Regions from separate parts of the Homo sapiens genome. Here all the other regions are linked to region 4. A link is an interaction called in ENCODE POLR2A ChIA-PET data of the cell type or tissue named here. Cell type or tissue: CD4-positive, alpha-beta T cell. All regions are shown on one strand.

Region 1 (5,000 bases), 50 kb before region 4:
GGCATGTGTTTGGGTTTTAAACCAATCAGCCATTTTTCCTTCCAACAGTACAAAAATGTATTTAACTCTTCCCGTTTTTTTTTCCTGAAGTTTAACAGTAAAACTAATTTCATCTTGGAGGCTTTCTGTTCAGCTCAAAGTGAGATAATTTGTAACAGGTGAAGGAAACACTCAGGCAAATTCCATCATGGTCTTTTCTTTTGCAGAATAGCCCCTATTCCTCCCCCATGAGCATACCAAGCACTGTGACTTCCGGCCCCAGGGAAGCTTTTCTCATGAACTTCCCACACAGCTATCTCATAAGGTCTCACCTGAAACTTGGGACATGTCTTGACCCTCATCAGCATCCATGGTCCTCAGGTTATCTGAGAAAGAGAGGAAGGGATTTTAGTTTAAAGCAAAAATACTAATAAGATATGAGAAAGAGAGAGAGATAAAGAACCCCTATGCTATTTAACAACAAGGTTATCTAGCAAGAATAATGCATTTTCCTCCTCACATACTTGCTGGAGTATCAGACTGGCACAGACCTTGATCCTTTTAAAAACAGCATTACAAAGATTTATAAAAATATCATTACAAGCACAGGAGGACCAAATTTGTTATTTATTGTTAATTTCCTACTGCATAATAACCCAAAATGCAAACTGACTGCAACAAAATTAAGCAGAAAATTAAATGGCCCTGGGTCATTGTAGGCACAGAATTCATTCTCTTGGCTGATCCATAGTTATGTTCTTTCTAATTTACTGAGCATGCATCGATGAACCTTGAGTCAGCTTGGTGACACGCGTACAATCAGCAATCAAAAAACGAAGCAATTTGCTGAAGAATGTCTCATTTACCCAGGCAGGGCTGCATATCTGAGCAGCAACTGCACTACCTCCATCAATAATGAATACACCTCCAGCCTGGCAGATGGGCAATGCGGGCGCTCCTGTCTTTGTCCCTCAATCTTTCTGGGCCCTTGCCTCAGCCTTCACCAGCACTCTTACACGGGGAGAAGTGACGCTCACTACGGCAGCAAAACGAGCCCAGGAGACAGCCCGAGCCTTCCTGTTTTGCTGACAGATGGCTGGCTTCTCAGATCGGTTTAAATTAAAAAAAAAAAAGAAAAGAAAGAAACAACTGGGAAGATGCTGCCCTTCGATGACCATAGTGAATGTTCCACAGAGTGTACTACGAGCCACAAACACCAGGGAGAGAACCCCAGCATCAGTGGAGTAGAAACAAAAAGGTGTTCTGTGTTTTCGCACTTGGGTCCTGGCCTGCCGCTCGGCAGTCTCAGGTGCCCCAAAGTGGATGACAGCTGGCAGCTCCACAGATAAGAAAGCTATGGCCAGCAGAAGGTGACCTCAAGGAAATCTGCTCATTTATGCTCTGGTATATGACTTTCAGGAGAGCTCCTTCACTAACCAGAAAATGCAGTCTATTTGTTGACTCTAAACCAGGTTGTCCCCCTGTCCCCCTTTTTATTTTTGGCCACCTCTGTCTCTGGTTCAGATGTGTGGATCTGAGCTGTGGCCTGCTTTCAGCAGAGACCTGAAAAACTGATGGATGATTCAGGGATCTTACCCTCTCAATTAGGCTGAAAACTGTGAGGGTAGAAGTGTTATATATAATATATCTATCACTCCATATATCTTTAATACCTTTTATGGTACATATGGAATATGTATTTTCAATTTCAGGAATATCAGTATTAGTCATGATGAGGATATACATGATAGTCACTTTTTCTGGATGGGAGGGGCTTTTATCTATTTCTAAAAGTGACATGAATTTTCAAGGTAGGTGTGTGGCTTAGGAGTACAGCTAGTGGCCACTGTACAGAAAAAGTATTTCAGAAAACAGAGTAAGCATCCACCAGCACACGGAAGCCAGACACACTAGCCCAGATGCAAGCATGTGACCAGCACAAGCATTTCCAAAAAGCAATACGTCAAGAGTCTCAGGTACCTTTACTGTAAAAAAGGGGAAAAGCCACGATTCTTCTGAAACTGTCAAAACAATGATAAAGAAGCAAGATAGACTCAAATGAGAAAAATCTTTGTAACAGCCGTGCCACACTAATATAGGAAGTTAGAAGTTAGTTCTCTAGTTTTCTGAAGATGTGTATAGTATTTTAGCGCGGCCTATCACACACCGGGTCTTAAATACCTCTGTATTGATTGGTGAAGCATACAGAAGTTAAATCTTGTCACAGCAACTATAACAACACGAAATTTTTAGAATGCTGACTTAAAACTTTTTGCTACATAAATGATACAATCTTTTACAACTTTTTTTAAAGGCAAGAAAATGCTCATAATTTCTACCACTTAGGACTACTATTTTTTCTGTATATTTATTTCTGTACTTTTTACAAAAAGAGGACACTAAACAGATTACAAATATGTTGTTTTAAAATATTTTTTAATTTAATACCACACATATCTTTTTATTTAACAAATACACACCACCATCATCATTTTACTGGCTACACACTAGTCAACTAATTTATATAACAAATGCCCTACTGTTGCATACTCAAGTTATTTTCAATTCTTAAAAAAAGATGTTTCCTAAGGCAAAGTCAAGGCTCTTCCAACCAACACCACTGGCAAACGCCCTTCCAGTGGAATGCGGGCTGAGCCTCTGAGTTTGCTGCATGGAGACAGAGGTGATCAATGCTAAGTCCTCTGGACACACTCGTCCTTTCAGGCGGTGAGATGTGAGAACAGTTTCAAGCCGGAATCCTGACAAACTGCCCTCGGCTGGTCCCCAAATCAAGCTCTGCTCTGTGGGAACCTTCTTACTTTTGCAGTCATTTGCAAACAGTCCCCGCACCAGTCTCCTGGAGGGAGCTAGGGGTGGGCAGCAGATCACACCACAGCGAGCACCTTCCTGGAGCGCGTCTATTGTCAGCAGCCAAGTCTGCAAGAGCCAGAGAGCTCTGCATTTTCGCACGTGGGCCTGCTGGACATTTCCACTCCATGCCCTATCACCACTCCTGCCCCAGCATGGAGACCTGTGTTTTGCAATCCATCTCACTTCCAAGTGCATACACAATTTCAACCACATTGTTTCTGACAGCAGGGGGCTTCATGGGCTTATGAGTGCAGTTGCTTGGGGGCTGGTGCTTAGGGGATCTCTTTGCTTGGGGTGATGTTCACCAAAATTTTTAATAATTTCTGAACAAGAGGCCTCAAGTTTTCGGTCTGCACTGAGCCCTGTGAATTCTGTGGCCTGACTCGTCTGACATCATAAAGGATGACTTGACGGGCACCTGAAAACTTCCCCAAACTCCAAACTTGCATCTCTTGAGATGAAAAAGCAGTGACTTTCTCGTAAAAGTGGCTTTGCTTCCAGAGAAAGGCTAAAAGAATAATCAAACAATGAGAAACTGTTTGAGGGAAAGGAAATGTGGCCTCTTCCAAGACAGCTTACAAAGGGGAGCCTGAAGTGTCTAGAAGGGCACTTAAGTCCTGTCACACTCCTTTGTTAGCACGTGCATCACTTCGGCTGTGTATTTTACAAAGCACTTACTGAGCCCCTCCTCTCCCACATGGAAGAAATGCAGAGTGCCGGGTAAAATATGGAATTTAAGCTTGATATGGCCTCAATTTAAAAGGAGCTCACATTCAGTAAAAGGAGTTAATCACAAAGCAAGCTAATGGCATGTTTTCACAAACTTTCACCTAAATGAAAAATCAAGATCAGTAGGTCTGTAAAGGGAGATGCCAGAAGGAATAATTATTTCACAGAAACGTACCGCAGTTTTCTACTTTGCCTGGGAAACCCAAACAATTTCAGGCAAGACCTAAAAGAAGCGATAGTAAAAAATACAACAATATCAGCAAACTACCTTTTACCTGTGCAATTCTTATGAACATGAATGCTTTTATTGTTTTTTTGGAGCATGCAGTTCTGAATCTTGCACAAGGGGAAATAGATGCAGAGATAAGTGCAGGGCCAACGTGACAGAAGCTGTCCATGGCTGTGCCTCTAGGAGCGGGGAGTGGAGTCTGCAGTCACAAGCCACCAGGCACCCTCCACTCCAACTCTGGACTGCTCACTGACTTGGGAGGTCTAAATCTCTGTCTGTCTTTCCTCTGCCTTCTGCATCTCTCCCTCCTCCCACACCTACCTCCCATCTCTTTCTCTGTCTCTCCCTCCCTCCCTCCGTCTCCCTTTGTCTGAGACTGTCTCTCTCTCAGTCTCTCTCTGTCCTTCTCCTTTCTCTCCCTCTTTCTGACCAAACAGTGTCAAGTAGGACTTACTTTCCTAGTCTCAGTTGGAAACTATTAGCATATCCATAACTTTACAAAGGAGGAGCAGAAGCCGGACTAGGAGCCGGGCAAGCCGGGCAAGCCGACAGCACAGGGGCCTCTTCCAGGCCGTGTGGGCCCTGCTGATTTACAGCCTCCGCTGACCCTGAAAGGCATCCCTGGGGGACCTTGGGCCTGTCCTGAAACAGCTTCCTGGACCCTGCCTTTCCTCCTTCCACACCGAGGCGGGACTGGGACCTGGCTGTCCCCTGGGGAGAAACATCCAACAGCCCTGGGCAGTTGCTGCTTCCAGGTGAGGAGCCTTGGCAAGACTGGCTGGGAAGTGAACTCATTCTGACTTCAGCATCCCAAAGGAGAGTGTGGCCAGAGCTCCACCGAACCTGCTGGGGCTCCTGTGGAGGCGGGTCTCAGGCCTCTGAGCTGCCTCCAGCTCCCCTCTCTTTTCTGACAGTGAATACCTCTCTTCACAGTGCTTGCCCTGACACAAGGAGTCTCTTCCATAATTCTGACAAGCTGAGTCTAGACAAATGAAGTAAAAATGAAAATGCAGATAGATGCCTGTCAAGAATCACAACTTTACTACTTTTCTAGCAGCCCAAATTTATAGCTGTTAAAAAGCCACTAAGTACACAGCGTGCCAAATTAACTGTACAAAGTACTGAGGGTCACTCAAAATTAGCCTGTCTGTTGGTAGCACACAGTAATTCTACAAGCTTTAAGAACAATTGT
Region 2 (5,000 bases), 81 kb before region 4:
TTCCCATGTCTGCTGAGACATCTCTACTGATGTGGGGGTGATTTCATGTGTTTCTCAGAGCTTCTTACATCTAAGTTTGGAATTTTCAAACCTACGGCTTTCTGAATGAATTTATAAAGTGAGTAAGACACTGTCTTGTTTCCAAAGTCTTGACTGAAACTTTGCATGGAGGGTGCTCATAGGTTTCAGCCTTATTTTTCATAGACCCAATAACATGTTTTAAAACATAAGCATGAATGCCCTCAATGTGACAGGGTTTTCACTAGGATGGTACTTCCTATAAGATTTATTGATAAAATGCAATAGAATAAATGGTTCCAGCTAGCTATCATTTTGGGGTAAGTTACCCCAATAACTCCCCACCCATTCCCCATCACCCCCATGCCCACTCAGCTTATAGACTGGGTGGCTGTTACTGCCTGCAGGATAGACTTCTGGAAGACCTCCCTGCTGCCAGCCCTCCCCACAGGGTCTGTCCCCTTGGCCCACGATAAACCAAAGCCGGCGGTGAGGCTTCCATGGCTAAACCTGCTCTTCCTTGGTCCACGTTTTGTTCCCACTCCCTGTTCCTTTTCCCCATCCATCTCTTCTAAAATCCTACCCATTCTTATAGGTACATAATACACGTCCTATCTTCTAAAAATTCCATGCGCTTCTCATCAAAACTGTTTTCTCTCCTTGCTTATTTTATAAAGACTCAGGCCATTTCTTATTCACCTTCCTTACTCCTCATTACACACTCAACAAACACTTCGCAAGAAAAACTAGACTGGATAGTAGCTATATAGTCAGATTTCCCTAACAGTTTACTAGTGCTATTTAGAACACAACACCAACATGTCTCAGTATGTTATTCAGCTAATAGTTGATCTTTTGGTGGCAACAAAGGCCATGAACACACAGGCCTACACTAGACAGTGGTAATGACTAAGAGTTAAAGAGCAAAAGATTTATAATCAGAAGATGTGGGTTCATACCAGTTGTGCGATGGGAAGATCAGTTCATTAACCTCCGTTCGTGTTATAAACTGGCTGACCCCATGACCAAGCAGGAGGCTGGCGATGCTAAGTAGCACCTGCCACCTCTAGGCCATGCTGGAGACTGGACCTGTGCCAGGGACCTTCCTCATCTGTGAAGCATAGAAAGGGCCATGCCTGCCCATGACAAGGACCAAATAACATAAACTGCCCCACGGCCAGTGGGGCCTATCTCCTTTGTTGAAGGACAACTCTCCTTAGCATCTGTAGTGCATGGTTCTGGTGCATTTTATTCAATGAGTGGGTACATCACTGTGCAAAATAACAAATCGCTTGTTGAGATTGCTCTGCCATGACCATCTCAAGTGCTGCCTTGTTTGTTTATTTTTTACTATGTCCATCTTCAGAAGAGTTGCTGACTTAACAATATCTGGCATGGTGGTTCACTTTGCTCATTCTCGAAACAAAATGGTGGCCTGTCTCATTGTTCAAGTGGGCAGGGCCTCTGCTGCGGCTGTGGATGATGTCCAGGGTCTGAAAACCACTATGTTCTTGCTCTAATCTTGGTCCCATAGCAATAAGGAAGCAGCATCTTAAGGAGGTGTTTTACCTCAAAGAATGTCCCAAAAATAACTGTTTCTCATTGAACATAGCTCACACTCATTTTCCTTTTAGAAGTGAGAATTCTGCTAATAGCCAACGTGTGGGGCATCTTACAAAATCAATAATCAACAAACGCCCCTCTCCTTCTCCTTCTTCCTCAGCTAGGACTAACATGGATTCTGGAAGAGCCAGATATGTCATGTCCGGAGGCAACAATTTAAGACTTCAAAGAATTTATTTTTCTGACAAACTTAAAAAATGAATTTCTTTCACTATCTAACAATTATGCAGTATGGCTGACTGATGGGATATCAAAGGAGATTTCTCTCAAAAAAGGAATTCTCTTGGAAATGTCCCTGGCATATCAGCGGGAAAACCTGTGATTTTCTTTATTCTTTTGAAATAAAGGGCATACTTCACACTTTGGTTACACTAAAATGTCCCTTGGTCCCCTGCATGGCCCCCTGCTCTGTGGTCCCCTCTGTGTACCTTGCAAAGTGGGCCTCCCTGGTATGAGTCGGGGAAATGGGATGGGTGTCCATCTGCAGCACAGCTTGGTTCAATGCAAACACGAGGGTTGCACAGAGCGTCACAAAGAGCCGTCCGCATACCTATTCTCACGAAGCACACTTTCTCCCTGGTTTCCCTTTCACTTAAGCTTTCTAAGAAATCTTTCCGTATCGATGGTAATCCTCCTGCCCTTGAGTGACTTGTGGAATCATGTGACACGCGTCAAACATGTAAACTGAGCTCCAGGAATTCTGGATTTCAGGAGAGGACTGATTTCTTTCAAAGTGATATTTCCACTCACGAAAATAAAAACGAAATTCAATTAAAAATTGGACAGACAAAGCTACTTATAAGACTAGTGTCAATGGATAAAGTAAAGTAGAAGTCAAGGAGGGCTCCTGGGGAGACAATGGCATGTTTTCCTGCTTGTGCTCAGGTGCATTGTGGGATTTTTGCCCACTTTAGGCAACTCGCAAAAACTTGGTTTCCAATGGTTTAAAGAGTATGACTTTGACTTTAAGCTTGGTTCAAAGTCATGATGAACCACCGTAAACTGTTTCTCCTTCTGCGAGTGCTTGTGCAGACAGGGAGGACAGGGATCTCAGAGGCTCTAGGATCTGATCCTTATCAGAGATCAGACCAGGAGGCAGCCCTTGCAGCTCAGGTATGCTAACTTTATCTTTTTCCATTATTATTTTAACAGATTAGTAGGCTGTTTCCAAAAAAGGCTCTGTTTTTAACTAGGCATCTCATGGAGCTGTGGAAATAGCATCTCAAGGACAGGAATGCTGTCTTATTTATCACTGTCCCTGTAACTAGCACATACAGTATTTCCAAAAGATCTTAACAGGCTGAAATGAAATACACTGAACCAAATGAGATAACGATAATTGCCAGATCCTACCCTTCCCTCCAAATATCAAAGGCACAAATACAAGATGCAGGAGATAATGTCTTCAGGGCTGTTCCTGAGAAACTGACTCATGAGTTCTCAGTTGACAGTTAACATGGGTCGTGGCTGCAAAGATCGAACACAATTTTATATGTGCACATGTGCCCCATTAGGAGGAGCAAGGAAGGTGTTATTCCTGCTCAGCTCTCTGCCCCTCAGAAATGGAATAGTAAATAAAGTTGGGAAGCATGGAAAATGAGTTTAATATGCCATGCTTTCTCAGACTAACGGCAGTGAGTCATGTGAAATTACACAGTTAGCTTTGGCAAACTGTTTCCCATTATGCCCTGAGGGGGAAGGTACACTTACACACAGAAGAGCTCCTTTCGAGGCAGGGGATGGGATTTCTTTTTCATTCTGCATTCCCTGGAAAGACCAGGAAGGCCCTTTGGGTGCAATGTTCTAGGAAGGACTTGGGCACATTGAAGAATGCCAGGGAAGAGTGAGACCAGCAAGAAAAAGCAAGGCAAAGGCATCATGGTGTTTATTTCATCATATGCTGAGGAAACCAACACACTTTAGCCAGGAGAACGGGCTATTTAGAGGGCTTTGTAGAGCTGTTGTCAATGATTTGAAGGGCTGAACTGCTTGAGAGAAGAGAAAGTAGTTACACTGCAGACATCTGCAGGGCTGGCTTTAGAGACAAGCAGATTTAGTTCAGGGCTTTTGTAACAATCAGTGCTTCCGTAAGTGGGCTGCCTCCTGAGGGTTCTCAATAGGCGAGGTGATCACCTGTTAAGGATGCTTAGGAAGAACTTATGCACTGGGGCCTGATGATCTCTCGACAGCCTTCCATCCAGTATGTTTTATGAGACTGGGGATCTCTGTGCACAGCAGCAACATAACATTGTTCAAACACACCGTGCACATGGCTAGCTCTGTGGGCAGCGGGGGTGGGATGAAGTTGTCTGCACTAGAATCTCTTCTAAATTTCCATCTGTTTCATGCACATGCAGACAGAAGCTATTGCTCCCCTTTCCACTAGGAGAACAGTCAGACTGCAGTCAGTGCATCCCACAAAAGCAGTGATGGATTTCAGTGCATCAAGCTAAATATTTTCATGAAGTATTTTAACTGAACCAGATGTTCAAACCAGGCAGAACTGCCACTGCACCCGGCCCTAAATTTTTTTGCATTTTTAGTAGAGATGAGGTTTCACCTTGTGGTCCAGGCTAGTCTCGAACTCCTGACCTCAAGTGATCCTCCTGCCTCGGCCTCCCAAAGTGCTGGGATTACAGGCGTGAGCCACAAACCAGGCAGAATTGCTTGTGGGATGAGGAGATAGATTATTCTGTATTTCATTTCTATCTTTTACCTTTTTTTTCTTTCTGCCAAGCTGCCTCCATCTTTTCTTACACCAGAAGGCAAATTCTTTGGCCCCATGAATCTCATTCTTCTGGTTCACCCCTCTGCCTAGCAGAGTGCCTGGGCCACAACAGACATTTAACATGCATCTGTCTCATTAGCTGATTCTCCAAAGACGGCTCAATTTCCACCTCCCGGGGATCCCATGTGTTCTGGAGTGCTGACACCACTCAAAACCTGAGCTCCAAACCTAGAGTGTGGTGCAAGGCTTCCCTTTAGGTCTCTGCAGTTTGTTTAGCTCCACAACGGAACTAGGTCTTATGTACCTCTGATTTGCCATGATCTCTAGTCCAATATCTTGTAACTGATTCAGTTTGTGCTTTGGAGACAATATGATTCTGAGTAATATGTTAATAAGCCTGCAGATTTCTTTATAGTTTTTAAGACTAAATAGGATAAAACAAATCCATAGTATATACCCATGAATATTTTAGTAAGGTGGTAATTCACTGTGGGATGTACTAATAATTTCTGAGATCCCTGGATGCCGTCAATTCAGATTATTTATACCCTATGGGCTGGGAGAAGACCAGAGGGTGTGACCTTCACAGACTCCAGACTTCTAAGAATATTTTAATTATATAGCAAAGCTT
Region 3 (5,000 bases), 70 kb before region 4:
CCAGGCCCAGCCCTGCCTTGCCAGCAAGAGAGGGCTTGGTAGGGCAGCTTCCTGGCATGGCCCACTCCCCCAGAGCAAGAGCTTTCATTTAGTCTAACGGGTTCTGTGGAAACTTTCCGGGGCAATGTTAAGGCTGTACTCTGTTTAAGCCTTTCTACTTTTGCATAAAAGGAGGGGAAGCTGTTTTTTCTGGGTTATATTTACACTTCCCAAATCAGAAAATGCCCTAACCAGATAGGGGGACAGGTGGCAACTGGCAACCACAGCTCAACCCCCCAGCCTTTTTTTCCCCATTTCTTTCTGAAACCCCATGTAGAAGGAAAGTTAACGAAATGTCAGTTGGTTGTTTTATACACAGAGCTAACTATTCTTTCAACACAGATGGAACAAGGCAGAAAATAAAACTGGGACCAAAAACCCGGCAACAGAAAATGTTATCTATCTACTCTGACAGCACTTTTAATCTAAGGATCTCTTTATTTTCTAGAAGTTGGTTCTATTTATTGAACGAATTAGGTTCAATGTGATCTTGAGTGTAAGGCATCAAAATAAAATGAAGATTAACATTGGTTTTTGTTTATAAAAATAAGCAACTTTCCATAGTTAATCTGCACCTTTGAAGACACATAGTCATCACTGCAAGCATGGTTGAAAATGCAAGGTTTGGCATTTTTCAACCTTTCTGGTCCAATTTCTCTATAGTTTTTTTTTAAAATTCACATGTCAGATTCTGGAACATTACTGGCTATATTAAAAAACCTTAACAAATCTGCCAAAGATTGCCCTTCTGAATTTTCAAAGCTCTTACGAGTGGGAAGTACTGAAGGAAGTGAGGACGAATGTGTCCGGGCTAACTGGTGGCTTTTCCAGCAGGGTCCTCACCTGAGAAATGTGGAGACATTTTGGGTATCACAATCACCATGGTACCACTTGTGATGTGGGTGGCTAAATATCCTGCAATGGGAGGGACAGTCTCACCCAAAGAAGTGCCCCCTACATCAAATATCATCGTGCCCACTGAGAAACAGTGACCTAAAATAAGATGATGAACATCAGATGCAGCCTCAAATTCTCTCCTCTCACTTTGAAAGTTCTCTCTACTGTCCTACATGCTCCATTTGCCCTCATCTTTGAGAAAGCAGTGCCACATTCCCATTCATTCATTCAATACCAATGTATCAGACAGCACCTACTCTAGGCTGGGGGATGCCCAGGTACTGGGGATCACGCAGGGAGCAAATCAGAGCTGAGTCCTTCATCTACGAGTGGTGACGTTGCTGCTATAAGGCAGGGCAAGGAGCAACAGTGCTGAGAACGCTATCTTAGGGCATGTGTCCAGGAAGACCTCTCTGTGTGGAGACCACTGCACAGAGCCCTGAGGGAAGGGAGAAGAGCGCCAAGAGGAAACCTAGGGGATAGTCCAGGCCCAGGCCCAGCTCATAGGTGACTCACGCCGGCCTACCCTGGGGCTGCTAGTTAGATTTTAATCCTTTCTATTCTGCTAGCTCCCACTTACTGGACTTCAATCACATTTAAACATTCTCCTAAAAAGACTACCCTGTAAATACCATCCCCTAGTCCTGTGACCCCCGACCCCAACCAGCTCCTTGTCTTCTTTCTTCCCTTGGTTCCTGATGCCTGACAGCCCACAGCTGCTGCCTCCTCTCCTGTGCCGCTCCCGGTCCCTCTCACATGGTTGGTTTTGCCCCAATCCTACCGAGCCGCTTGTGGGAAACCCACCGCCAACCCCCAGACACCTCTTTCTAGGGCATTATCCTGTCCCCAGCAACTCCTCTCGCCATGTTTCTTTCTAGAAATTTTACCCGAATCACACAACTCACTCTGTCTCCTTCTTTGCTCCTCTCTTAGACAATTAAAGGCATTTACTCCCCAGGGCCCCTGTGGTCCTGCTGTTTTGTTGGCTGTCCCTCCTGAGCTGATAGTGTCCCACAGATGGAACTTGCCCTATGACTTACATCCCTACCTTCCAGACTGTTCCGTGGCTAGACACCATCCCTTGGTCTCATGCGAACCCCTACTCTGGGTACAGTTCCCATTGCATTCAGCAGAATCACTGTGGCCCCAGTCACCGAAGTGGACAATGCAGCCAACGGATGGAACCGCCTCAAAGGGGCAAACACCACGGGGCTGCTGAGATGCCCTTCTCTGCCCTCTGAGACGCCCCTCCCTGCCTTTCTTCCCCTCCTGCACCAAAGGCCTCCTGGCCTCTCGCCACCGCCTGTCCCAAGGGCGAGCTATCTGACAGGCCCCCTGAAGGGCTATTCCCAGGTCAGCAGGTTTGAGGGTTCCCTTTCCAGCACCACACCCTTTATTCCTCAGCCTCAGAGCGAGTGCGGGCCTCCTGTGCCTCTGAGCCTGCAACCCGCCCCACTCCTGCCACCTCCACCCCTTCCTAAAGAAGGGGACAGCCGAGATGTGACCCATGGTCCCCACGCACGCCCCTTCACCAGCACATGCGTGCCTGTGGCAAAATGACTCATCCCCTCCCTCTGCACCCTCCCCCTGCACCCTCCCCCTGCCCCCGCCGGGGCCAGGCAGGGCTCCTCCTCCCCCAGTGCTTCCAGCTGTGGCAACCACATGGCGTTTGCCAACTGAGTCTTCTCCGGGGACCCAGCCTGGCCACGGGCTGCACCCTGTGTTTTATCACTGAGGAACTGTAAGCTTTTTGTAGGGGTCAGTGTGTCAATGCTTCTCCCTAAAGCCACCTGCTTAACAGGAATGTCAGACATGGAGCAGGCCAAAATGCAGATGATGATGATATCAGTGCAGCTGCTCTGGACAGCCCTCTATGCTGTGCCCTGCTGGGTCAGGCTTCACAGACATGACAGCCAGGATCGGGTGAGGGGGCGCCCTCACCTCACAATGAAGGAACAGCAGAGCCACCTGCCAGGGCCAACAGCTAGGAATCAATAGAGCCAGGCCTACCTACCCACATGGCCTGCTCCCAGGCACAGCAAACACCCCAGTGGCTCAGCTGCCACATGCATGTGCACACATACACCACAGACACACCACACATCCCATACACACATACACACCACACATCCCATAAACATATACACAGCACACATCCCATAAACATATACACACCACATACCACGCTTCCCATACACACATACACACCATACATCCCATACACACCACACATCCCATACACATATAACACACATACACACTACACATCCCATACACATACAACACACATACACACCACACACCACACATCCCATACACACATACACACTATGCACCACACACCACACATCCCATACACACATACACACCACACATACACACTACACATCCCATACACACATACACACCACACACACACCACACATCCCATACACACATACACACCACACATACACACCACACATCCCATACACACATACACACCACACACCACACATCCCACACACACATACACAACACACCTCCCATACACACATACACACCACATACCACACATCCCATACACATACACAACACATATACACACCACACATCTCACACACAACACATATACACACCACACATCTCACACACATACACACCATACATCCCATATACATATCCACACCACACACCACACATCCCATACACATCATATATCCCATACACATACACATCACACATACATACCACACATCCCATAAACATATACACACCACACACCATATATCCCATACACACCACACATCCCATGCACACATGCACACCACACACACTACACATACACACCACACATCCAATACACACATATACACCACACTCCACATATCCTGCACACATATACATATTACTTGCACACACACCACACATACACACCATATATCCTATACACATATATACACCATACACCACACATCCCATACACACACACACACCACACATTACACATCCCATACACACACATACCCCACACATACACACCACATATCCCAAACACACATATCCACCACACATCATGCATCCCACACACATATACACATCACATGAACACACCATACATACACACCGCATATCCCATGCACATATACACACTGCACACCACACATCCCATACACATATACAGACCACACACACACTACACATCTCACACACATATACACACTACATATGCACACCACACATCCCATACACATATACACAGCACACACATACACTACACATCCCATTCATATACACACACCACACACATACACACCCCATATACATATACACAGCATACACATATACACTACACATACACACACACACCACACACATACATGCACACACAAACATATGACACACACAACATACAACTACATGCATAAACATACCACATGTACATAGATACAAACACACACATGCCACACACATACATATACATACATCACACACCACATATACCCCCCACATATATACAGACACCTGCACACACACAACACATGTACCACATGCACATATACACAAACACACACACATCAATTTCAGTTTTCCAAGGAAAGTTATTAAACTTCTGCTGCCTGATCTCACCGGTCTATTCCAAAACCTAGTACAAGATGTTATCTGATATAGCACAAAAGTCACTTACTTTAATCTAAAATCAAAACTGTCATGAAGTTCTGTGGAAGACATCATGATCCCTAAACATTTTGAACTATTTGACAAATTAGCAGACATAAAAATCCTACCCAAAACGAATCTGGAAGACTGTAAATTAAAATTTACTTTGAAATGCGAAGCAATGAACCTGTTACATGATGGCCTCTCTTATCAAACATGGAAAAGCTTAGAGGTGGGCAGATCATTTTGTAATACTATATTTCATGTTTGGGAAATTTGAAAAAGGGGAGGCTTTCCAACCGGGATCATCTGGGTTTGGATATGTTCATGCTGACAATACCTGCTGTCTTCACGAGGCATTCCAAGATAGTGGTAGTAAATTGCAAGATGAATAACATAGAATTTTCAAAATTTGCTCCATGGAC
Region 4 (5,000 bases):
CCTGAGTCTCCCTGCACCTGCTATGTGTGTTTGCACAGCTCTAAACCACACTTGCCCCATGGAACAGCCCTCCTAACTGTCTTTCCAGTAGGTGGGAATTTCACTTCCTTATTTCCAGGCATAAATTATTGCAGATGCAAAATTGCGACCTTGTTTTAGACACAAGTGTTAAAAATATAGCTCTTAGATATTCAACAATACTTTTTATCCTCTCCTTTGAGCAGGAGGTGGCCTGAACTCAACTTGTTGGCCAATGAGGCCCTTGGCTTAGCAGAGCATGAATTTTGAGAGAGAGGTGGAAGGAGGTCAGTCTCTGGAGCACGTCATGAAGGTGGCATTTTGCTGCTGTTCCTCCTTTCATCCTATTCCTTAAGAATAACTACAATCTAAGATACTAGGCCCTATGGGGCACTGGAAGGGCCAATTGCCCACCATCCATCTTGCAAGGTAGTGGACACATAGGGTTACCTGGCACACCTCTGCCAGACAGGGCTGCTACATAATTTGTAGGGCCCAGTGCAAACTGAAATTAGGGGGTCCCTTGCTCAAATGGCAGGAAAAACATTTCTTCCTTCTTTCTGGGTCTCTCTCTTGTCATGGTGTTTTTTACTTGCTATTTAATGTCACATCCCTTGGACACAGGAATACTCATGGGGAGATTGCAGACACTCACAGGTACCCAGGGCCCTGTTCACAACTGTGTAGGCCCAACCATTCCCATGCACAGGCTCAGGTCCCCTCCCAGCAGATGGCAGTGGTTGCTGGGGGTTGCTTGGGCAGGTAGCTGAGAACCCATCCCTGGGAGGGGGAGGCACCTGGAAGGGAGCCCCACATGAGCAGAGTCTCCGAGTCCCCAATGCATGCTCCATTGCTTCGTCAGACTTTACGGACAAAACACAAATTCAAGGTAAATTTATTCACAGTTTCAAGACTGCAACCACAGAGCATTAACTGTAAAACCCTGAGAGACTGCACTGCTCGCAGGCCCATGAAGCTGCTCCTGTCACCAGGCTTAGTGGGTGGCTAGGGAAAAGAAAACAACCAAAAACACAGTGACTTGGATTTATCAACATTTGTAGGTTCATATGTTTGGTCTTTATGAGTTATGTGATCTTGAAAAAGTGGTGTAACCTCTCTGAACCTCAGTTTCCTCATCTGTGCATTGTGGCTAATCACTGCCCATGTAACAGGGCATTGTGAGGATGGAGAAGTCACAGAGTGCAGAGGCCTCATAAACTGGAGGGCACTGCCTTGGGAGGGGTTCCTACCCTGGGCAATTGATTGATTGGCTCTGGAGTTGCAGCTGCAAAGGCATGCTGGCCTCTCCAGTCTTGCAGTCAGGAAGGCTGAATGTGGTCAGCTGAGGTGCTCACTGCAGCCTCAGGCAGGCCTAAAGGTGTCAGCTGCAGAGTCTACTGCTGGCCTTGGCTGGCTACCTCTGATCTAGCATATTCCTTCTTTAACTGTTCTGCAACCAGGTAGGCCTCAGCTAGGCAAACCAGAGTCTTCTTGACTTCAAGCTGAGGAGCATCTTCTGAGTGCCTCCTGCAGCCAGACTCTTTGCTGAGCTCCAGGGATGGGGGATAGACATTGCTCTGTCCCCCAGGGGCTCAGACCACAAGCTACAGCAGTGAAATGCAGGGGCCTCGGGAGCCAGAGGAAAGTCCTGAAGAAGCTCGAGGGGAAAGTGTGCATTTCAGGCCCTGGGCTGAGTCTAAAATAAGGGAGTAGGCAGGTGAGAGAGGGAAGAGGGGCTCTGGATGGAAAGAGAGACTGCAGGGGCACAGGAGTAGGGGAGAAGCAACTCTCAATCGTGGTTCCAACTAGGTGGGCTTTTCTTCCTCATTCCATAGTGAAGCATCCTGGGTTCTGATATGACAGGTGGCAGCTAAAAACATCTTGGTTTTGCTTAGAGCTCGTTGTTGTGTGGTGGGAAGGTGTTCATAACAAGAAACAGCCTCCTCCTTTCTACACACCAGCTGAGCTAGAACTCTATCATGCAGCAGTGGGGCATTGCTACCAGAATGGCTGCTCTTGAGGGAAGGGGAAGACTGAAGATCAAACCATGCATGGTTCACAGTAATTGGTGCTCCTTCCCAGTTCCAGTTGAGCAATGTAAAAGAAGGTGACTAACAAGACATTAAACTGTGTGCATGTTTCAAAGCACACCCAGGACAGAGGCTCTCGGAACCCACAGGAGCCTGTGGTTTCTGAAATATGGGTGGGTGGCTTCCTGCAGCTGCAAGGCATGCTGGGGAGGGGAGATGAGATAGGCCGCGGCCCCGCCTCACCCCCTCTTCCCGAGTGGTTTGGCGCGGGTGTGCCCAGCCTGCTGCTCCTGGCCAGGCAGTTAGAGTGGAGGGAAACCTCCCGTTACCAGGAAAGCAAATAATGGGCAGATCAAATAAATCCATGTGGCTAAAATGCAAAAACAGATAGAAATCTATCTCAGGCCAGTGCCTGTGGGAGCAATGGGAAGAGATTCATTTTATTTTGCATATGTAGACAGTGATTTTAATGTTATGTAAATGCAGCCAGCGATTCCTAATTGCTCCTGAAATGCACGTGTCAGGGGCTCTGTTGCAGCACAGGTTGCTAATGATAGAAATAAGCTGTGTTTTTTACAAGGAAGGCTCGCGATTACCAGCTTTTGATTTTTCTTTTTTTTTTAAATTACAAATTTTAATTAGGACAAGCCAAGGCAATGAAGGTGGAGGGGCAGGACTGCAGAAGTGCCTGGGGTAGAGACAGCTCAGAAGAGTCACCTGGGCATGGAGAAGGGGTGCCACAGGTGGCCTTGCGGCTCTGGGTCAGCCTGAGAACAGACACTCCTGATTTCAAAGTGTAAAGTGTCATTCACCCCCTCTGAAGCACTTATCCAAGCTGACATACTGGGAAGTCAGGGTGGGAGGCAATAGTCTCTGGTTTCTCCAGGAAGATGAGCTGTGATGATCTTTCCCGGCAAAAAGCCGAGACTCTCAAGAGCAAAGTAGCATTGCACAGGGGCAAAGAATGACAGGAAAGTCACAAGTGTTGGGTGATGCAGACCACACACTTGGGGCAGGAAGAAGAGTTGGTGGAGCCCACCAGAAGGGAGGAGGTGAAGACCAGTAAAGGCAGTACAGCCCTGCCCCCTACCCCTCCTGCCCTGTGCTCCAGCACAAGCCCAGCTCTGTGACCCTCTTAACATAACACCCTCTCTGAACAGAGCAAGAGCCTCTCCCTCAGGCTGCAGGTACAGTGCCTGTCTGCTAGGCGAGACCCACCACCTTCAGAGATGCCACTTACCCAGGACACCCTAGGCTGTAGTGATGGCCTTTTCATCAAGATTATCCAATCTTTATCCCAGGACTAAGCCAGACCTCCAGAAATGTACATACCTGGACCCAATTCTCTGCCTCTCAAGACGACGCCACAAAGCTTTTCAGACTTAGATTTTCCACTAAGGATTGTTGAAAGAAACAGCCACATGGAATAATTGTTATTGTGGCCATTTTTTTAAAAAAACCAGGGATGTTATTGATAATTTTGCATCCTATGCATATATACCTTTCTAAAGCACGGGGCCAAGGAATGTGATTTTTCCTGAAAAGCAGCAAGATCCACTGTGACCAGACTGTGAATTGTGCAAACTGGAGTTTTCCTATTTTGTCCTGACTTAGACAAGCCAAGGAAGCTCAGAGTCAAGGCCTCAATCAGTTTCTAAGCTTCTGTGTATGTTATCTTCCATCCCTCAACTCTCAACAGAGGTTTTTCTTTATACCCTCCACCATCTTCACTCCTTTATATTTCATGCTCCCTGATTTCATTCTTAATGTGGCTGGTTTTTTTTTTTTTAACTCTGAGCCAACTTTAAAACAATTTCAAAATTGGGAGAGCTATTCATAACCAAATTTAAAACTAGTGAAATGTGTTTTGATAGAAAAATGCCTGGAGTCCTGCCCCTTTGGCATTTTTGCACACTCCACATTCACACGTTGTAGGTAGAGGTAGGTGTGACCACCTTTCCCAAGGCACACAACATTCTCAGCTGAGCAAATGAGTTCTGTGATGTAGTCAGCAATTCCAGCTTCGGAAATTCCACAATGGTATGAAAGAAAATAGTTTTGCTCTTATAAGAAAGAGGTTTCAAGCCACAAATGAGTCATGGGCTACCTCTATCTCCTACTGCTCTTTTTCATAAAACCGAAAACTTCCCCTTCCCCCCAAGCCAAACCCTCACCTCTCCTTGTCACCTCTTAGTCCTAGAGAATCACAAGTCTGAAATCACCCTGAAGTTCTTCCTTACCCCCATGTTCAAAGACACACAGAACCTACAACAGAACCTATCTTCCTAGTGTGTCTTTCATTCATGTTTTTCTTCCCTCATTCAATATGAACCCTGCATCGTCAGACCTCTGTCCTCTCTGCAGACTTTCCCTGAGCCAGGCTCCCTCCCCACTCTGCTGCCTGGTCTTTCTGGTCCTGGGGCTTGTTCTGCCCTCCTGAGGCCTTCCCTGTCCACTCAACCTCGCACATCACCAGCCCCTCTATCTGACTCTTCACCCCACTATCCTGATGATTCTTCATGATGCTGTTCCTCTCTAACAATATTCATTTTTTTTCCTCTTAACTGTCTCTCTTCCCCACTAGAAAGTAGGTGCCATTAGAAAAAGCATTGCACCTGCCCTGTTCTTTTGCTGTATTTCTTGAGATACTTGAGAATACTTAAGGGACTGAATGAATGAATGAATAACTCACTTTACCCAAGTCTGTCAGCATCATTCCGCTGGGCGCTTGCAATAGCTCTCATTCTCTGCCTCTGAGTCCTCCCATTTTACTTTACCTTATATAAGAGCTTGACTAATTTTCCTGGAATACTTATTACCTTTTAACATCTTTGAAAAGTTTTCCATTCAAAGCACAGAACAAAGTCCAAGCTGCAGAGCATGCTTTTGACTATTGCTTTCATCTGGCTTCTATCTATGTTTCTAGCATTGCCTCCCTGGAAACTAACTCCA

What was found. ChIA-PET counts read pairs that join two places held together with the same protein. Peaks named below come from ENCODE experiments on the same cell type or tissue, not always from the same donor. Only the 100,000 strongest peaks of a DNase experiment are listed, where the experiment ranks them.
Region 1: POLR2A ChIA-PET joins it to region 4 with 25 read pairs; 11 of 35 experiments call an interaction of 5 or more read pairs at or near these places.
Region 2: POLR2A ChIA-PET joins it to region 4 with 20 read pairs; 9 of 35 experiments call an interaction of 5 or more read pairs at or near these places.
Region 3: POLR2A ChIA-PET joins it to region 4 with 12 read pairs; 10 of 35 experiments call an interaction of 5 or more read pairs at or near these places.

The regions. Positions count from the first base shown.
Region 1 is chr7:50,314,413-50,319,412 of GRCh38, reverse strand. It overlaps IKZF1 (IKAROS family zinc finger 1), which reads right to left. Exons shown (of 8, transcript NM_006060.6): 2 at 312-365. The coding sequence starts at 351. Among named protein-coding and RNA genes, the nearest start is that of IKZF1, 12 kb to the right of the region's middle. RefSeq lists enhancers at 598-709, 958-1,007, 1,018-1,087, 2,358-2,858, 2,620-2,959 and 1 more. In CD4-positive, alpha-beta T cell, a CTCF peak has its summit at 1,882; DNase peaks (open chromatin) are centred at 1,012, 1,892, 3,162 and 3,982; H3K4me3 peaks cover 4,950 bases; H3K27ac peaks cover 5,000 bases.
Region 2 is chr7:50,345,058-50,350,057 of GRCh38, reverse strand. The region is part of intron 3 of IKZF1 (IKAROS family zinc finger 1); the gene reads right to left. Among named protein-coding and RNA genes, the nearest start is that of IKZF1, 43 kb to the right of the region's middle. In CD4-positive, alpha-beta T cell, no CTCF peak of the experiment used is centred here; a DNase peak (open chromatin) is centred at 2,197; H3K4me3 peaks cover 1,917 bases; H3K27ac peaks cover 4,787 bases.
Region 3 is chr7:50,333,798-50,338,797 of GRCh38, reverse strand. The region is part of intron 3 of IKZF1 (IKAROS family zinc finger 1); the gene reads right to left. Among named protein-coding and RNA genes, the nearest start is that of IKZF1, 32 kb to the right of the region's middle. In CD4-positive, alpha-beta T cell, no CTCF peak of the experiment used is centred here; DNase peaks (open chromatin) are centred at 1,247, 1,710, 2,497 and 2,877; H3K4me3 peaks cover 3,097 bases; H3K27ac peaks cover 5,000 bases.
Region 4 is chr7:50,264,254-50,269,253 of GRCh38, reverse strand. No RefSeq gene overlaps it. Among named protein-coding and RNA genes, the nearest start is that of IKZF1, 38 kb to the left of the region's middle. RefSeq lists an enhancer at 2,088-2,187. In CD4-positive, alpha-beta T cell, no CTCF peak of the experiment used is centred here; DNase peaks (open chromatin) are centred at 753, 2,173 and 4,143; H3K4me3 peaks cover 1,578 bases; H3K27ac peaks cover 4,900 bases.